2 separate regions of the Homo sapiens genome follow, and region 1 is linked to region 2. Evidence: chromatin loops called from intact Hi-C (ENCODE). Cell type or tissue: endothelial cell of umbilical vein. All regions are shown on one strand. Each heading gives the region's core, and the rest is flanking DNA. Links, peaks and the distances in the headings are about the cores only.

Evidence for each region. Hi-C counts contacts between places; a loop is a spot of excess contacts. Peaks named below come from ENCODE experiments on the same cell type or tissue, not always from the same donor. Only the 100,000 strongest peaks of a DNase experiment are listed, where the experiment ranks them.
Region 1: a loop joins it to region 2, with 13 times the contacts of the local background. A loop is called at or near these places in 3 of 110 quality-filtered maps.

What each region holds. Positions count from the first base shown.
Region 1 is chr10:125,516,525-125,526,712 of GRCh38, forward strand. It overlaps LOC105378544 (a long non-coding RNA gene), which reads left to right and starts at 5,343. Exons shown (of 3, transcript XR_946438.2): 1 at 5,343-5,450; 2 at 6,842-7,007. RefSeq lists an enhancer at 1,375-2,117. In endothelial cell of umbilical vein, for the core only: a CTCF peak has its summit at 5,783; no DNase peak of the experiment used is centred there.
Region 2 is chr10:125,624,782-125,634,969 of GRCh38, forward strand. It overlaps a transcript of TEX36 not described here. Among named protein-coding and RNA genes, the nearest start is that of TEX36, 53 kb to the right of the region's middle. RefSeq lists a silencer at 4,999-5,293. In endothelial cell of umbilical vein, for the core only: a CTCF peak has its summit at 5,191 (motif pointing left); DNase peaks (open chromatin) are centred at 1,780, 2,050, 5,170 and 8,980.

The sequences.
Region 1 (10,188 bases), core at 1,080-9,079, 110 kb before region 2:
TAAAAGATGATTCCTGAGAAACAGAAACCTGCAAATGCCGTGACAAACTTACACCTCGGGTTTCTTATGAACACATCTGAACCTGTGACTGGAATGTTCTCACAGTTATTTAAGTTCCCTGAGTACGGTCAGTTTTCCTCCTCACTGTATCATTTTGTTGAAATGTAAGAAAAAGAAAACTGAGAAATGATATCCTTTCAAATAAGTGTCAGAGAGCCAAAAAATGTAATCATCCAAGTACAAACATTTCCAAACCTCTCAGATATAAGACAACACAGTTAAATCATTTTTATTATAGGCATAAAATAAAAATTATAAAATATTAAATGTTTATGAGTATGGACAATGCTTGTTAACAATTTCCAGTGTAGATGGAATGACTTAGCAATCAAAATTATCTCATAATGATTTCCATGATACATTAAGTTCACTCAGTTTCACCCTCAGGCATTGAGTGGCAAAAGACAATAGTATCTTTATCATATTTGAAATATCAGATCTACATTCAAGAACCTTTCCACTGAGGCCTTTCCCTTCTCTGTTTCCTAGTCTTTCAATGGTGCACAGCAAGACAGAAGGACAGTTCAATCCCTTGGGGAGGTGGGTGTGAGCAGAAGGCTCCGTTCCATCTCATGTCCCCTGAGGCAGCTACACCCGGGCAAGTTCTGTCTCCAGCCAAACTTAAGAAGGGATGGGTCAGGAAAAGGTATCATTTTCTGTGGAAAGTGTTGGAAGATGGCAAAAGCCATTCTGCTGCAAGGGCCCTTCATCCAGGCTTTGTAGTGTGGGGGTCACAGCTGGACCCACACATTTGTGTTATATCTGAGCCCAATGACAACTTTCATTCGGGCTGGCCAGGTGAGGTAGAGGAAGTGACTGCCTCTCTCAGGCCCCATTGGAGGCTCCCTTAAACGATACCCCCAATTTTCTGAGACTATGCAGCCCCCAGAAAGCCCACTTAGATTATAATAGCTTACTAAGCCAGTATAGACTGGCAAAGAGGTTGATAGAAATTCAATGCAAAAGCCCACAGGTAGGGTTGAACAAGGTAGACATCTGTGCAGGGGATGGAACTGGCAGAGCTACAGGGGCCCAGAGCAGGGATGTGGCACCCCACTGGAGTGACGTGGGTGTCCACACTCAGGGGAAGGCAGCTGCCCAGTGCAGGATGTTGGAATGGGTAAAGAAGGATATCTTCGAAAAACTTCCCCTCCCCCTCCCCCTCCCCCTCCCCCTCTCCCTCTCCCCACGGTCTCCCCCTCCCTCTCTTTCCACGGTCTCCCTCTGATGTCGAGCTGAAGCTGGACTGTACTGCTGCCATCTCGGCTCACTGCAACCTCCCTGCCTGATTCTCCTGCCTCAGCCTGCCCAGTGCCTGCGATTGCAGGCACGCGCCGCCACACCTGACTGGATTTTGTATTTTTTTGGTGGAGACGGGGTTTTGCTGTGTTGGCCGGGATGGTCTCCAGCTCCTAACTGCGAGTGATCCGCCAGCCTCGGCCTCCCGAGGTGCCGGGATTGCAGACGGAGTCTGGTTCACTCAGTGCTCAATGGTGCCCAGGCTGGAGTGCAGTGGCGTGATCTCGGCTCGCTACAACCTCCACCTCCCAGCCGCCTGCCTTGGCCTCCCAAAGTGCCGAGATTGCAGCCTCTGCCTGGCCGCCAACCCGCCTGGGAAGTGAGGAGCGTCTCTGCCTGGCCACCCATCGTCTGGGACATGAGGAGCCCCTCTGCCTGGCTGCCCAGTCTGGAAAGTGAGGAGCGTCTCTGCCCGGCCGCCATCCCGTCTAGGAAGTGAGGAGCGTCTCTGCCCGGCCGCCCATCGTCTGAGATGTGGGGAGCGCCTCTGCCCCGCCGCCCCGTCTGGGATGTGAGGAGCGCCTCTGCCCGGCCGCGACCCCGTCTGGGAGGTGAGGAGCGTCTCTGCCCGGCCGCCCCGTCTGAGAAGTGAGGAGACCCTCCGCCCAGCATCTGCCCCGTCTGAGAAGTGAGGAGCGTCTCCGCCCGGCAGCCACCCCTTCCAGGAGGGAGGTGGGGGTCAGCCCCCGCCAGGCCAGCCGCCCCGTCCGGGAAGGAGGTGGGGGGGACAGCGCCCGCCCGGCCAGCCGCCCCTACTGGGAAGTGAGGAGCCCCTCTGCCCAGACCACCCCGTCTGGGAGGTGTACCCAACAGCTCATTGAGAACGAGCCAAGATGACAATGGCGGTTTTGTGGAATAGAAAGGGGGGAAAGGTGGGGAAAAGATTGAGAAATCGGATGGTTGCCGGGTCTGTGTAGAAAGAGGTAGACATGGGAGACTTTTCATTTTGTTCTATGCTAAGAAAAATTCTTATCCTGTTGATCTGTGACCTTACCCCCAACCCTGTGCTCTCTGAAACATGTGCTGTGTCCACTCAGGGTTAAATGGATTAAGGGCAGTGCAAGATGTGCTTTGTTAAACAGATGCTTGAAGGCAGCATGCTCCTTAAGAGTCATCACCACTCCCTAATCTCAAGTACCCAGGGACACAAACACTGCGGAAGGCCGCAGGGTCCTCTGCCTAGGAAAACCAGAGACCTTTGTTCACTTGTTTATCTGCTGACCTTCCCTCCACTATTGTCCTATGACCCTGCCAAATCCCCCTCTGTGAGAAACACCCAAGAATGATCAATAAAAATAAATAAATAAATAAATAAATAAATAAATAAGAAGGATATCTTCATGGGGTGGGGGGTGGAGACAGGTTGATGAGGGCTGTCAGGGCCCGTGTGCATGAGGAGGGCATTCACATTGGACTCTGATTAAATAAATACTTAAGGTTAAGGATAATGGGAGCCAGGTTTCTTGTTGCCAGAGAAAGGAGTTGCAATTATCGAAAAGAAGAAAGCTGAAAACTTGTGAGTGTTGGTGTGAACACATGGTTTTCAATGTATACAGAAAGAGAAACAAATGTCAATGTCAATGTGTGTATGTGTGTGTACATATATTTCCTAGTTCTGTCCACCAAGAGAACCTGGAAGCAGGGACATTCCAATAGCATTGAGCACACCCAGCACCTAGATATTGGTTTCTAAATTCCATTCTTGCTGAAAGAAACCTGGGCTCCCTGAAGAGATGGCTGCTTTCATGGCTGGCACAGAGAAAGAACAAAATGAGCTTGGAATTTCTTGTCGTGCCCAAAACTAAGAAAGTACTTAAGAAATGATGGGATTATGCCAAAAAGACACAGGAGCCAGGTTGAAGGGGCTCTCATTGCCAAATCTAGGACAATTTGAGGGTCAAACTAAATCATCATTTTAGTAATGGATTATGACCCACTGGATAAAATAGGAAACCACGAGTCCACATTGATATAAATAAATGAATAAATTGAAAGTATGATGAGGTAGGATGTTTACATAGTCTCAAATTACCTCCCCACAAAATACTTATTAATTACAAAGAGGAAAAAAACAAAATCAAATAGAAAAATTAATTACAAATAGAAAAAAAAGGTCGAGCAGATTCCACCTTAATCAAGTGATCAAAGTGAGCAAAATAAGTAATGAGACAAATTGAGATTTTGTGCCCCCTGAGAGGAAGCAGCCTCATGTCTATGGCATTCCTGCCACAGATACATACCATGAATCTAATCTTGAGGAGATATCAAACCCAAATTGAGGAAAATTCTGCAAAATAACTAGCCTGTAAACTTTGAAGTGTGAAGGTCATCATAGGGAAAGAAAAACTGAGGAGATTAAAGAGAAATGACAACTATCACATGTGACTCTGAACTGGATCCTTTTGCTATAAAGGTCATTATCAGGACAATTAGAAAAACTTGAATGTCATCTGGGGGTCAGATAACAGTGTTATATCAGTGTTAATTTCCTGAGTGTATGGTTGAATTTTATTTATGTAGAATACCCTTGTCTGTAGAAATACACAATACTTACTAAATATTCTTATTGGCGACTTTCTCTGGTTCCTAAAAATAGTTCTTTGCACTATACTTGCAATTTTTTCATACATTTAAGATTTTTTAAAAAGTATTTGATAATTACTTGTCTCTTCAATAGACATTGACTCTCCTTGTACAATCGGCCATGGCCAGCCTCATTAGGTTTTGCACAATCTGACATTCTGAAATACACACATTGATGAGGAGATGGAGTTTGGGAACATTGAAAATAGCTGACTCTACAGACAATTCCATTTTTGTTCTTATTACTACAAATAGATTCTTCATTTTCTTTGTTAATCACATTCTCTGTTTATCAGGGATCTCTACATTGCAGTTTTCAGCTAATGATTATGTCCAAATGAATGCATCCTATCTTGCTGAACATGATTCTTCAGTAGATGCAGCAACATGACTTCTTGAAAGATTATATCCCTAATGGTGCAAATTATTTAATTATATCATTTCAAAATGAGTCTTTCACTTTGATTTATATAAATTCCAGTATACGTTCTCCTAATTCATGAAACTTATATACCTGAGCCTTTGAGCCCGATACGCCCAGTAAGTAAAAACCTTTTGGCAAGCAAATTTGCCATCTATTTACTTCCTTCTTGACCTAAACCTTCATTTCTCTTAAAACCATCTCTTACCTCCTCAAGGAAGCCTTGGAGTCAACCCTTCCTTGGAATTTTCCCACATTTCTATTCTGTTATGTAATCATTTTGTAACTCTATAAGAAAATAAACTGTTTTTGTATGAGTCATCAACAAAGTAACATCTTTTCTATATGGAACAATTGTTTTTAATTCCCTGGTATGTGTGCATTATTTCTCAGTACATTGTATGCACTCATTTTATGTTGTCGGCAAACAACAGTTTTTAATGCTAATAATTTTATTCTATTAAAGATGTTTAATACTTATACATATAAATGATCATATTATGCACATATTTCTGCATCTTGCTTTTAAAACTCAACAACACGGATATCCCTCCAAAACCAGTGTAACTTTAATTTATTTTAAAGTGCTGCTTAATATTTTATAATGTGGATGTACCACAAGTTTCTCAGTCATTCTGCTACTAACAGGGGATATTTAATTTCCTTAAATTTTTTTTCCTAAACACTGCACAAATAAACACCCTTTTATATATGTCTTTATGTCCTGCTTTTATTTTGGTAGGTTAGATTCACAGAATTGGGTGATACATGCATGTTCAATTTTGATCAATGTTTCCAGGTAGAATTTTTAAAGGACTGTAACAATTTACAATGTATATATATTCTTTTATGCTCCTCCCTAAAAATGCCAGGTATGAATATGGAGTTTTTTAAACTTGTTTCTAGTAAGCTGCCTGTAAAGTGATTCATTTGTTCAGTAAGAGAAGCTTACTGAAAATCTTCTGCCTACCAGGCACTGTTGCTGGCACTGAGGATGTGACAGTGAGCCAAGCTGGTCAAGTCTCCACACTGGCGGAGCTCACATCCCAGGAGGGAGTCAGAAGATAAACAAACACATAAATATTTGGTAAGTCAGAGGGGACATGAAGAAAAGGGAATAGGGAATGAGAGGTATGGAGCAAGCAGTGCTATTTAAGGTAGGGTGCTCAGGAAAGATGTCTCAGAGGTGACATTTGAGCAGAGACCTGGAGCAAGTGTGGGAAGGTGTCACGGGGAGGAGGCTATGAGGCTGGTACAGGTGTGGGGTGCAGGAGGAACAGGAAGAGGGCTAGTGCGGCGGGAGGGAAACTTCCGGCAGTGCAGAGGCAGAGGCAGTACCACTGCTGCCCAGTGGGTGGCACACTGCCAGGGGTCCCACAGGCCCCAGGCACACCAGCTGAGAAGACGGAACTGGAGGGAAACTTCTTGTTCCCCTCCAGGGAACTGGAGTCAGAGGCAGTACCATGACTGCCCACTGGGGGCGCACTGCTTGGGGGTCGGGGGCGGGTGTCTCGCAGGCTCCACGTGTTCCAGCTGAGAAGACCGCTTCCTCCTCGGGCCAGGAAGAAGAATCCCTTTCTGCTCCAGTTTCCCTTCCGCGTCTCCAGTGCAAAACTGGCACCGAACTCTATGTTGGCTGCATGACAAATAATTGTTTCCAAAATTACGATTTGTCTGTTGACTCTATACAGAGCCCAATTTGTCTTCTAAAAGTTTGAAAACTGTATCTAGCCATGTATCTCTCTATTATTTTTAAATTTATAACTTCTAGGTTTCTAGTGGTGAAGGCCTCTTGAGCCCCTAGATGGTATGTGTAGACCCATGGGTTTTATGGAAATGTTTCGAGTTTTGGTTTTTTTGCTTTCACGTCTTTAGTCTATCTAGATCATATTTTTTAAGCAATGTGAGATAGAGATCCAATTCTCTTTTCTTTCAGGCAGCCATTGCACTGCCACTGTTTATTAAATAATCCATGTTTTTTCCACTGAGATGAATCTTTGTCATATATTATATTTTTGTATTTGTCAAGATCTATTTTTGAGTTCTCTCTTCGGTTCCACTGATCTGTTTGTCTATTCCTAGCTGATACCACAGTGACTTGATGGCAGGGCTTTATGCACGATCTGTTCTTTTGTAAGGCAAGTGTACTCACTGTTCTTTTCCATAACTTTCTCAGCTGTTCTGGGGGCATTTATTCTTCCATATAAGCTTTAATGTCATTCTATTCAACTAAAAAAAAGCTAATTGAGATTTTAATCAAAATTAGATTCCTTTTCTATATTAATTTGGGAGAATTGACATTTTATGATATTGTCTTCTAATCCAAGAAGAATATTTGTTCAGACCTCCTTTTAGATCATTCAGTAAGTCTTTGGTTTTCTTCTTTTAGATACTGCACTTTTTTGTTGAATTCATTTTTAAGTATCTGTGGCTTCTGTTACTATTGCAAATCAATAATTTTCCAGTTTCTTCTTCCAGGTGCTGTGTTAGTGTCCTGGCAGGAAACACATGGTGCACTCGAGTCGGGTACTGAGGAGAGTTTAAATATCAAGTATTGATTAAGATGTGGGCATGAATAAGGGAAGTCAACAAGGAGAAGAGAAGCACCCCCGGACGCCAACGCAGTGGGGCAAGGTTTTCCAAGGTAGGACCTGGAAAAAACGCTGTCACTGAGGCTATCAATGTAGTAGAGGACATCTGGCGAGGAGCTTAGCCTTTGGTAGAGGAGCCAGCCTTTGCCAATTCTCGGTCCAGCAGAAAGGAAGACACCCCACTGTCATCCTCCTCCTGCCCGTCACACTCCTGACAATGCTTCCCATAAGATGAACCCAGCTGTGAGCCTTGTATTAAGCCACGTTAGGTGTTAAAGCATCAATTCTAGTAACAAAAAACCCAAATCCCTTGGGGCTTCTCAGTATCCAATTGTATCATTTTTTAAAATAGGTAATTCTATCTCTTCTTTTCCAATGTTTATATCTATTATTTCATTTTCCTGTTGTATTAGTTTGCTAGGGTTGCTATAACAAAATATCACAAACCAAGTGGCTTAAACAACAGAAATTTATCATCTTACATTTCTGGGGCTGGAAGTCCAAGGTCCAGGTATCATCAGAGTTGGCTTCTTCTGAGGGCTCTGGGGAAACTTCTGTCCCACGCCTCTCTCCTAGGTTGTGGTGGTTTGCTGGCCATCCATCATCCCGGCAGAGAGCAAGGTGATACTTGGCTGGTAAAAGCATCACCCTGCTCTGTCTTCATGGTGTTCTTCCTGTGTGTGTTTTGTGTCTATTAGAAGGGGCCATTTGCATGTTTTCTTTGGAGAAATGTCTACTTACATCTTTGCTCATTTTTAAATTGGGTTCTTCTTATTATTGTTATTGAATTGTATGAGTTCCTTATGTATTTAGAATATTAATCCCTTATCAGACAGATGGTTTGCAAATATTTTCTCCAAATCTATAGGTTGCCTTTTCGTTTTGCTGATTGCTACTATGCTGTGCCAAAACTTTTTAGTTAGGTGTAGGTCCACTTGTTTATTCTTGCTTTTGTTGCCTGTGCTTTTGGTGTCATAGCCCAAAAATCATTGCCAAGATCCATGTCAAGGAGCTTTACCCTATATTTTCTTCTAGGAGTTTTAAGGTTTCAGGTTTTACCTTTAAATCTTTAATTCCTTTTGAGTTGATTTTTGGGTATGGTGCAATGCAAGGGTCGAATTTCACTATTTTGCATGTGGATACTCAGTTTTCCCAGAACTGTTTATTGAAGAACCAGTCCTCTCCCCATGGTGTGTTCTTGGCACCCTTGTCGAAGATCCGGTGACTGTATATGCATGGGTTTATTTCTGAGCTTTCTATTCTGTGTCATAGGTTTATAGACTGAAGTGTTCTCTTCATTATTGTCTAAGTAGTTTGCTATTCCCCTTATAATTTTCTGTTTGACCCAATGATTAGGTGGAATTGTGGTTCTTAATTAAGATTTTTGGTTGAATTATTTAATTATAATTTAAAATTTGTTGACATAATAATGTGGCCTTTAAGTATAAGCTTTTTTATTTCATTAAGATGTTTTAGTGTGACCAAGTGGGACTTGAGTTATTTTTGTCCATGATTCATGTACACAGGGGGGAAATGTGTACTCTCTATTTGAGATATGTAAAGCTCAATGTATGTCGGTGAAGTCAAGTTTATTGATGGTATTAGTGAATCCCTTTACATCCTTACCTTATACCTAGTAGATCTATCTCCTTTCATGTTGATATTTTTTAAATTAAATTTTACTTGCATTTTAACAGTTTCAGCTTAAGGTATTTAATTGTTACATTGTTGTACACACAGATTTATGACTATTACCTCTTCTACATAAATTTTGCATTTATCATTACACGATGTACCTCATTATTCCATTTAGCTCTATAAACCTAAAATTTCATTTTGTGACATTAATATTGCCATGCCAACTTTCTTTTTATATGCTTTTATCTGTTAGCTCTTTGATTACTCATATTTTCAACCTTTTCATAAAAGTTGTCTTTTATTTCTCATAAACGGCATAGAGCTGGGTTTTGATTTTTTTTTTTTTTTCGCTCTGTCATCCAGGCTGAAGTGCAGTGGCAGGATCTCGTCTCACTGCAAGCTCCACCTCCCAGGTTCACGCCATTTCCTGCCTCAGCCTCCGGAGCAGCTGGGACCACAGATGCCCACCACCATGCCCGGCCAATATTTTCTATTTTTTTTTAGTAGAAATGGGGTTTCATCTTGTTAGCCAGGATGGTCTCGATCTCCTGACCTTGTGATCCACCCGCCTCAGCCACCCAAAGTGCTGGGATTACAGGCGTGAGCCACCGCGCCCGGCCTGGGTTTTGCATTTTAACTTAATCTGATTCTCTGTCTTTTAATCCGTCATTCAACATTTTATATTTAGTGTAAAAACTGATATTCTTGATTCTGATTCTTCTGTATCCATGTTTATTTTTCATTTTTGTTTCCTCTTTTTCCTTTTTCTAATTTTTTTATTTAATGAAGTTGCTATTGCTTCATTTTCCCCTAGATAATGAGGAACTTCTACCAAACATTTCTATTCAATTAATAGTCATTGCCCTTTCCCCAGAACTGTTAATCAGAAACATATTAATATTTCTGAATTATTGTTTGAAATCAAGGTACCAAGACTATGTCCCTAACCAGGATACACTCTTTCCCCTCTTTTACTTTATCTCAGTAAGGTGAAATCATTTTAAAAATGTTCTTGGTTATTCTTGAAATTTTATTTTGTTAAAATTTGGGGTTGATTTATTAAGGGAAAAAATCAACAAACACAAAAACTAAAAAGGAAATTGGGATTGTGGTGAAAATTTCATTAAATAGGCTTTGAGGAGTAGTTGCATTTTTACAACATTGACTTTCCTGATCTGAAACATTATCTGTCTCTATCTATTCAGATATAATATAATAGCCTTCCGTAAAGCTTTGTCAGTACTTTTCATACCAAAGTTATGCATTTATCAAATTAATTCCCTAAATTTTGTACTTTTAATTGCTCTTTTGAATGGCATCTCTGTTTCCTTTATATTTTCTAGCTGGTTATTAATTTTATAAAGGAAAGCAATTGAATTTTGTGTATTTATCTTGTATCTATTTAGAAAATAGTCAGCATACTAAATTTTAAAATTGATTATAATATTCAGTTGATTCTTTTAGGTTTTCTGGATAGATAGTCATATAATCTGTTATTAATGATGATTTCCAACATTTCTATCTTTAACTTTTTTCTTGTCCTATTGTACTAGCTACACCTCCAGCATGGTATGCAATAATAGTATTTAGAGGAGG
Region 2 (10,188 bases), core at 1,036-9,035:
TGAGAGGGGGCTCGGGGGCAGATCCCAGGGAAAGTGACTGTCCTTTCCGCAAGCAAGCACAGCCACCTAAGAACAAGCCATCTTTTTGCATAAAGAGATAAGGAAGGGGCACAAAGGCGGGCACAGATGTCCAAAGGCAAGAGCCGTCAACACAGGAGCCAAAACTGCAGAGGAGGCCAGGGTGACCTTGGCCTCTGGAGAACAAATACAAGCAAAACAAAGTTTCCAGGAGACATGCCAGACAATTGAGATGGCAATCTCTCCAGATCTGGCAAGGGCAACACCTCTTCCAGAAAGTCCGTGCTGACTCTTGCACCTCCCCAGTACTCCAGGTGGCCCCTGGCTCAGCCATCACTCAGCTTTTCTCAGGACACGCAGACGATATGCGTGCATCCTAATCTCCCACCAGACATGAGCCCCTCCTGGGCAGGACTGCCTTATTCAGCCCTGGGTCTAAGCCCAGAGCCCAATTCCAGGCCCAGCACAAAGTAAATGTTCAATTAAACTTTGGTGACAGGAACTGAAAATAGTTTAGCACCCCCCACCAAATCCACAAATTTTACTTTGTGGGTGTGCAGTGTGACATGGAAGGCCATTAAAGGGTTTGAGTAGAAGACAGAGAGTTGCCCAAATTGAAGGTAAAAGTCAGATTTGATCCAAAGGTTATTTTGATGTTCTGGATCAGTTCATAGTTTAGTCTAAAAATGTTAGTTTCCATCTGGGGGTTGGCAGAATTGTGTGTAGTAAAACCTCAGTGACATGTTCTCTTTCAAAAGGAGAAATAAGAGGCAGACTGGAAGGTGAAACATGACACAGTTGTTATAAATAAACTAATTTTAACAACTTTATTGAGATGTAATTTACATAACATAGATATAGAACCATAAATATGTCATACGTGTTCAACTAGATGCAACCTCTCACAGAGAGCAAGGAACAGAACGTTGCCAACACCCCAGAGGCGCAGCCCTGGACTCTTCAGTCTTGGCACCTGACCCAGTGCAGAGCCACTTTCGTGGCAAATACTTTCTGTGTATCTACCGGGCTATGTTTCTCCAAGCGATGCCACCGCTGCTACAGGTGAAGGATTTCCTCAACTCTGAGCACGCTCCCTCTGGTCATGGGTTCTGTCGGAGTTGGTATAGTGGACACCGAGGTGTGCCGCCCAGACCGCCCCCTGCCATGAAGGAGGCATTACCCATCACCTGCTCTCGTAGACACCTTCAGGGACCACGGCTGCAGAGAACGACCTCACCCAAGGTTACAGACCAGTGCAGGTGATAAAGGTCAGGCCATCTTAGCCCAACTCAGGACAACTCTGAAGGGCCATTCTAGCTCAGAGCACCCCTGGGGTCAGCCAAGAAGCCACTTTTCTGCCGCTGCCCAGTCCTGCTCCCTCCTCCTCCCTTCTACAAGTTCGGTCCCACGAGCCCTCCCTGGTAAACAACCTGCACACTGAACTCCACCTCAGACTCGGCTTGCTGGGGACCCAACCTGCAACAGTCGGCTCCCCATTCAGCCTTCCTGCCTTCACTTTCCACAGAGGGTGCTGAGTGCCCCCTATATCCTGGGCCTGGCATCAGGACTGGCCAATGTTGACAGAATAGTCATTAACGCTCATGTGCCTGCTGTGGTGCTGTGCTGTTTACAGAGCACTTTCATGCATGTTATCTCATTTCCTTTCTTTGTCTGTGCATTCATTCATTTACTCCTCATCCAACAGACATCGTGAATGCTTGCTCCACACAGAAGTGAAGATATAATGAAGAAAAAGACCTTTCCTTCCCCTGGAGAGCTCACAGTCAACTGCACAAGGCTGATGTCAAACCAGAGAATTCTCCCAGGCATTAAAGCCATGATGGAGCAGACACAGAGGCCATGAAGTGGGGAGAAGGAGGGCAATCAGGGAGGGCTTTCTGGGGAGGTGGGAACTCGGAACCAGCAGCTGGAAGCAATGGGATCCAGGAGAGCACTAAATCCAACACCGAACACTACAGTCATCCCAGCAGTGCAAGAAACCTGCACACAAACCAAGCTACTCAGAGGTTTCTATTGGTCTAACCCGGGATGGCAGGAAGTCAGAGACGTCTAATGGCCTTGCACTTCCCTCCAGCACGACCTCCTGGAGGCTCCTTCCCACTGGGGCCTGGGAAATGGAAGAGAGGAGACTGAAAAGGGAAGGAGGGAGTTTCCGGAGGGGGCTGGTGGGATTGCAAATGAAAGAATAACAGGATCTTGGAAAGCTGCCCCAGGTCCCACCTCAAGCACTGGATTAATTTAAATCCTTCTTTGCCACTTTCCAGAGTCAACAGGATTTGCTAAGTGTTGTATCTCCCGTAGGAGAAGAACCTTGAGAGAAAAAGATTTTTTAAATACATGTAAGTGAGATGTTTTCACTAATCTGATTTTGGGGCATATTGACACTTGTGAAATATTTAAATGCTTAATTGTGCTGTCAGACACACTACTTCAGAACATATCTGGATAGAAGAACAATGAGCATTAGATTATGCTTTTAGATGTTACAGAGATGAAAATATATCTTGGCTATTTATCAAATTAATCACCCTATAATCTAAAGACAAATGGGATTCCTAGGGCAGTATTCAGCCAGTAATTTAATGCCTAAGTTTTTCTGATCAATAAACCATTGGCCTGTTAGAATATTTAAGTCATGCTTAAAGTCATTCAGAAAAAAAAATCTATTAACTTAAGTTCTTGAAAGCATGTCTTTAATTTAAAACGTCATTTTCTATTTAAGCATTGCATTTTACATTATTCTAAAACAATCCTGATCTTTTTTATCTTAATTTTAATAAAAAGAGTGAAACAAATATTTTGAATCAGAACTATGGCATAATGTATTGTCTTTTGTTCAATTAATATTTTGTTCAACAAATATACAAATAAATAATGCCATCGCATTGTACAACTCCAGGGGACACCATTCCTGTTTTATCCTTGAGAAACATCCAGGTCTGCGTGAGTCCTTGGGACACCAAGGGATAAAACAGAGCTCTGGGAGCTGCAGACGCCAGCACAGGGCACTGCAGAGCCCAGAGGAGGGTGTCAGTCTCACTGGTGGATTTGAGAAGGTGCCAGGCGGTAACACCTAGAATATCAAAGCCACAGGAGACTCTTCAAAGATTATCCAAATGAGAGATTAAGAGACTTGTCCAGGCTAACTGAAGTGACTGTAAGACCAGAGTCACAATTTACTGCCTGTCCAAATTTAGTATGCCTACACTCACTGGTTAAAAATTATGCAATTTATTGGTGCCTTAAAAAAACTATTAATAAAATGTATTTGAGACCATGTAATGATAAGAAGCATTTGGCACCTGAAGGAAAAAAATGCAAGTGTGGTGTTGTAGAATTCTGTCCTATGAAAACATCTGGCTTTGTGTGCTTGTCGTGGAAGGGAGCAAAGCTTTAAAGGATTCCATCTGGAGTCACTGCATTAGCTGTGCCCACTTAATGCTAACAGGCTGCAAAGCAGCGCATGTTCTGTCGAAAATGATTTCCACCTCAGCACCCTGAATATGGAAGCATAGTTAATGTCCCACTATATCTTATTTGTTATTGTGGCCTCTGGTGTGGGTTTGTGGCTGCTGTGCAAAGTCTTCCTGGAATCATATTGCAGTGAACCTTCAGAGAGGAGAATGGAAAAGAAAAGAAGCTGCTTTTTAGAAGTTGCTTTCTTTTGGAATAGATGAGCATATCAGTCTCTAATAACACTGACCAGGAAAGGCTTCCTTTGTCTTGATTTTTCTCTCCCGATGATGATAATTAGATTTCCGGACACAGGAAGGAAGTGTGGAATGGAGCATCGTTTTGGAGGAATCTTTTAGAAGTGCTTCTTGAGATCGTGCATGAGTATGCAGCTGGTAAAGAAGATGCAGTGTTCATCTACCATCTCTGTTTTCAGAATCATTATTCTAAAGATTTTTATAGAGCGAAAAGCTGGGGGATAAAAAGTAAGAGTAGTTAACTGTCTAGGGAGTGCCTGCTGCATCCCAGACATTGTCACAGACATCCCAGGTGATGCATGATCACAGGGAGACTTGTGGCTGTGGTAGGGGGGACAGAAGAGTTACTGAGGACTGATGACGCATGTGCCGGGCATGGAGTTTCATGCTTTATATCCACTACCTTATCTATTCCTCACAACATCCTCTTGAGGAAAATAGAAGTGTGAGCTCCATTTGACAGGCGAGAAAGCTGAGGTTAAGAAAAGCTATTTCATTGCCCAGTCATATGACTTACACCCAGCCTGGGAGCTCCATGGCCTCTCTGTAGTTCGGAATTTGTGCAGGGCAAATTGCAAGTAAGCCATCAGTCAGAGTCTGATATTTCAGCCTGATCTACATCATAACTGCAATTAAGCTGGGCTGCAGAGACCAGCACTGGTCACTCACAAAAAAAGGACTGACTGTGTGGTGTGCAAGGAGCACCCTGTGATAGAGACGATCTGAAGTTCATATGAGATATTTTGAAAAAACAATTTGTAATCAGAAAAAACCCATGTTCTGAGAAACCTGTTTCCTCATCTTTCTTGAAGAAATTGAGGCGACTTCAAATTTACCCAACGAATTACTTCATTTTAATGTCAGAATGCATGGGGGGAGGTTCTGAGGTGAAAGAAAAATCAGTGTAATTGCTTCTTTTTTCAAAATCACATATTACTTTGTTCATTATAAAATAATGAAGCATTATTTAATCCAATTATGAAATAAATGAGATTGAGTAAATAGCACATCTGCATTCATTCGGTGATATAAAGTCAGGAAATGTTTATCCCACTGACATTTAAAAATAGCAGCTCTATTTTTCTTAGTAATTAAATTATAGGTGTTTTCATGACAAGAATATATTTTATAATAAATACAAATATGGCATTGTTAAATTAACTGTTAGGGATGAAGGCCTTCCCAGCTGGCTGGGTTTTGAAATGTAGATTCACTTCTTCAAAACCGAAGTCTATCCATCACCATGATCAATATGAAAGAAAATCATCAGTGAATTTTTTTTTAAGTCACTGTGAGAGACTAGGGTTAGGTCCGCAAGGCCCTATTCCAGTAAGTACACCTGCCCTTTGGATGAAATTTTTTTTAAGTCACTGTGAGATACCAGGGTTAGGTCTGAGAGGCCCTATTCCAGTATGTACACCTGCCCTCTTGTGGTATGCATCTGTATGATCACATACTATGCATTTTTAAGACCAGAAGACATACAATATTCCAAGTGGCTGTCTATAAGCCAAGCCATAGGGCCTAGTCCTCAAATAGTTCTGATTCTTTACAACAAGTGTTTTCTAGACGCCTCCTCTGCTAGGCATTAAAAATCTCAATGTGCTCATATTTAATGACAGCTATAATGGAATGAAATTATTTTATTGGCATTTTATTATTTATTTTGTTTCAGCTACTAGGGGTGCATAACAAGTTACCCCAGAACTTCATGGTGTAAAATGTCCATTCTCCGAGTCAGGAATTCAGACAGGGGATGGATTATCTGGGGTCTCAGGAAGGAGGCTCAAAGTCTGGGGGCTGGATACACTTGAAGGCTTGTTTACTCCAGTGGTGGATGAGACTGACTATAGGTGGGAGCCTCGGTTTTTCTCAGTGCGTGTGGGCTGTTCATGTGGGCTAGTCTGGGCTTCTTTAGAGCACAGTGGCTGTGTTGCAAGGATGAATGTTCTGAGAGAGAGAATACTAGGCAAAAGCTCTATTCGTTTTTATGATGCAGCCTCAGGAATTAGACATGGTCACCTCTGCCATATTCTACTGGACACAAAGGGCCAGTTCTTATTTAGTATGGGAGGGGACTGCCTAAGGACATGAATACGGGGAAATGCGAGTTATTCGGGCATCTGGAAGGCTGACTGCCATGCATGTCGATGGGAAACTAGTGTCTGTTAGGGGGATGGCACCCGGTCCTAATGCACTCTCCATCCAACTGCGAGCCAGTGTGGAGGGTTGACGTCCCCTCCCCTTCCCACTTCCACTGGAATGTCTCCAGGAAGATGATCAAGGGGAGAAGTCCTGAGAGAGGAAATTACCCAAGGGAAGAGACCCAGTCTTCCAGGATGTAGCTCTGGAGTTAAAAAGGGAGGCCAGAGGCGGGGCTGTAGCACAGATGGGCAGGAGGGGGTCAGGCTCCAGGGAAGGGTGGGAATGGGACTTCTCCCTATGCTCCTGTCTCAGGTTCTCTTCCCCATCCCCACTTCTGCCTGCTTTTTAAGAAAGTCCCATCAAGGACTTCTGGGAGAAATACGAATGACTAATAAACATTTTTGAAAAATCTTCAATCTCACCAGTAACCCTGGAAACAGACACTGAAGCAGCAAATCAGGCATGCTGAAAGGATTTTATTAGGCAGGAAAGGTATGGTCAGAGTGCTTTCTCCAATGACTACAACTGCATTTGATCAGAACATTGACTGCTGCCTATAATTATCTGAGTACATCTCAAGTCTTAATTCAGATTTTTTTAAATGAGTATTTTGACTCCTAAAAAATAGCGGGTATTTAGGAACACCAGCTGCTGACATTGTGGTCACTAATCATGAGCTATTTCAGAAGCCCTCTGTGTAGCCACACACCTTCGGGGTGGGCCTCGGCTGTATGACGGAGGAGAGCCCTGTCCTGATCTTGAACATTCTGTGTCATCGCCGGAATGAGAGAAAAGCGCATTTTCTGAATGTGTTCTCTTAGAGGCAGGAATGATCAACTATAGAAGCCAGAGGAGGATGCAACTCATTCTCCTTGGGTTTGGAGGGATTTAATAAAATGGAGTGACCAGGGGCAGCGTTGGGATGTGTGAGGATCCAGAGAAGATGGATTGCACCTGGGTCTTGAATGACAGGTGAACAGGATTTTTTTCTAGGTCCTCCCTTCTGGTGGGTAGGGGGAGAAGCATTCTAGGTACAGAGAACAGCATGGCCAAGGCCCAGCGATGTCAACGCGTGCTATATGTGTGGGAAGTGGCAGGTGCCTGGTGCCCTGGTTGCTGACACAGAAAGTGAGTATTTGGAAGCAAGTGAGGCCACTTGCAGAGGCTGGTACAGAGTGGTCAGGGGCCATGCAGGGAGGACGAACTTGGTCCACTGGTGGGGAGCCTGGCATGGTCTTTTAAGCAGGAACACCAAGCAATCAGGTGTGTATTTTAGGAGAAGCCCTCCGTGTGGTGGCGTGTGGAGGAGCAAGAGGATAGGACAGAAGATGGCAGCAGAAAGCTGGAAGTGAGGGGGATCTGGGGCAGTGTGTGTGGGAGTGGGAAGAAGGAAATGACGAAAGAGACTGTCCTCAGGCTGAATGGCAGGGTGTGGGCAAGGGGCATCTATGAGGACTCCCAGGCTTGGGGCTTTGGTGACTACATAGATGGCAGTGTCTTCAAGCAGACAGAATGTGGACTCTGACGAGGAGAAGAGTGGTCTGGGGGAGAGGTGGCACTCACATTTGGACTGGCTGAGTTGATGTGCTCGTGAGACGTCCAGGGAGCAAGTCCAGCAGAAACCAACCCTGGTTCTGCCTTGGGATATTTATCTGGTGAAATCCTCTTGGCTTGTCTGTGTGTCTTCTACCCACTAAGATGCACAGTCCTAAGGGAAGAGACTCTCCTTCTTTGTCCCGCATCTCCTGTGCCTAGTACAGGGCCTGGCACCTTGGAAGGTTCAGTAGACTTAGCTGGATAAACGGCTCTCTACATAAGGGACTGGCCCACAAAATGCGTTCAGGAAGAGAAGCTAAGGGAGGGAAGAGGGCCCAGAGTGTAACTCTGAGGACCACCTTTTGAGGAATGCCTAGAAGAGAAGCTGGTAAAAGTGATGGGAAATAAGAGAAAGGAAAGAGCGGGAGAACAAGCCCAGCTGGTGTATCTGTCACCAGCTGCACGAGCTGCTCAGCTACAGTCCCTGTTCCACCTGGCAGTATGGGCTGGGGTGGGCCAAAACTAGTTCCGTCCGCTTTTCTGCAGGATCCCCTCCCAATGGACAGCCAGGTGAATAAGCCAGCTCATGTCTCTTGAGCCATTTTCTTACCAAAGATCAGAATTACATGCACACTGGCCAGGTGTGGTTCCCCTGTAATCCCAGCATTTTGGGAGGCCAAGGCAGGTGGATCATTTGAGGTCAGGAATTCAAGACCAGCCTGGCCAATATATGAAACCCCGTCTCTACTGAAAATACAAAAATTAGCTGGGCCGTAGTGTCATACGCCTGTAATCCCAGCTACTCCGGAGTCTGAGGCAGGAGAATTGCTTTAGCTTGGAAGGTAGAGGTTGCGGTCAGCCGAGATTGTGCCACTGCACTCCAATCTGGGTGACAGAATGAGACCCTGTCTCAAAAAAAAAAAAATTATATGCATACTTCACTTCATTGCCTCATCTTTCCACTTTGTCTCTCCAGAGGGAAAATTCCCTAAAGACGGTTAATTACCTGAAAGAATTCAATAGGTGGAAAGACCTGATGAGAGATGATTTTTTGTTAATGGTGGCAACTTTGGAAATCCGTAGGGATCAACATCTCTCTAGATGAAAGCTAAGAAACCCAGTCTGCTGATATTTGGTTGAATTTCTTGGGCTACAGCTGATTTGCTTGACATTGGACACCTCCTGTAATGCTCTCAGTTCTGGGTAATGGCATCTGCTAAATAATTAGCTAATTGTTTTACCAATCGATTTTTTAAAAACATTCCATTGTAAAACCTATATAGCAGGAGAAAATGTAGAAAACAGAGGGAAAACGATTTCCCCAAATCCTGCCCCAACACAAAGGTTCTGATAGCGATTGTGCACTTCCAGTCCCTCCCCATAAGCAGACGGCTTTTTAGTTGCAAACACCATGTACCTCGTATCCTGCTTTTTTCCCACTGAACATTATCTGATTCTTTTTTATGAGCAATGAAATTTGATACGAGGTGCTGCTCACATGATGTTTGGAAAAGACCGTTGTTGGAAGGATTGGTGAGTACTTTCTAAGCCCCATCGACATCAGGGAATCAGGAAATTAAACTTTTTATTTATTGGTCTTTGACTTTCCCATAAATGGACACGGTTCTACGTTGTTTGACTGCATTGTAAAAGCAGACGCCTGGCGAACAAAGGCATGCCGATGAGTAATTAGGCATTAAGCGGGAGGCAGGGAGCACTTTATGGGGCCCTTTAGTACCCACCCCTCTGCCTCTAGGGTTCAAGTCTACCCCTCAGCATTGGATACCTTTACTTTCTTGGATTAAAACAAAAAAAAACTTACTTTTTTTGGAGCAGGGAGGTTGTTTCTGGCTTTGTTTTGTTTTTGCCCAGATGTTTAAAAACAATGAGCTGACCTTTGTATATTCATTTAAGGGAGGGGATAAAGGATGTTTGTTACATACATGATTTTTTAAAAATCCTGTTGTCTGAATCTTATTAATCTTGCATAGTGCTTGAGTGATTGGGGACTTAAAATATAGAGAGTGTGATTCCTTCAGCAGAGCCAGCAGAAGCCAGGTCCCAACTTTGCAACATCTCTCTTTGATGCCAAGCAGAGGAGGTGACCTGACCTCATTTACCTCCACACATTTGATGTCATTCCGGAGAGGGTAGGTTGTTATGACAAGTTCTTCTGTGAGCCCACTGGGGTTTTTAGTCTTGATCCGAGTACTGATGGGGGAGCAGTTTTTGCTTTGGGCACTTTTCCTTGTGAAATGCATCTCTTCATCTGCTTAGTCCAGAGCAAACTTCTTATCTTCTCTCCCTGTGATCACAGCTATTAAATAAATAACAAAAGGGAATCTATCTTCTCAGAAGAAAAACTGAAGCATTCTTTTCTGCCTTGGTAAAAGGTTATCTTTTCTGCAGACACATCTTTGGTTGCGTGCTGCAACTTTGTAGAAGAAAATGATAGTTGCTGCCTGCTAGAATGGATAGCGCCCATTTTGTTAAAAATCAGAAGGTTAAAAAATGCCCAGATCTGCAAACAATGGTTTAGCGGTTGGCTGTGCTGAAAACATCCACCAGTTCATTAATGCAATACGTCATCATTGAGGGTAGATAGAGTGAAGTACTGTGACTAGCTAAAGGTGAAACGATGGATAGTGAGCCCCTGTCCCCAAGGCATGTAGCTTGGGAGGAAGATGAAGCTGTACAAAGATGCCTAACATACAAGTGGGCTGTGCTCAGGGCTGTGAGGGAGCTCAGAGAAGGAGGT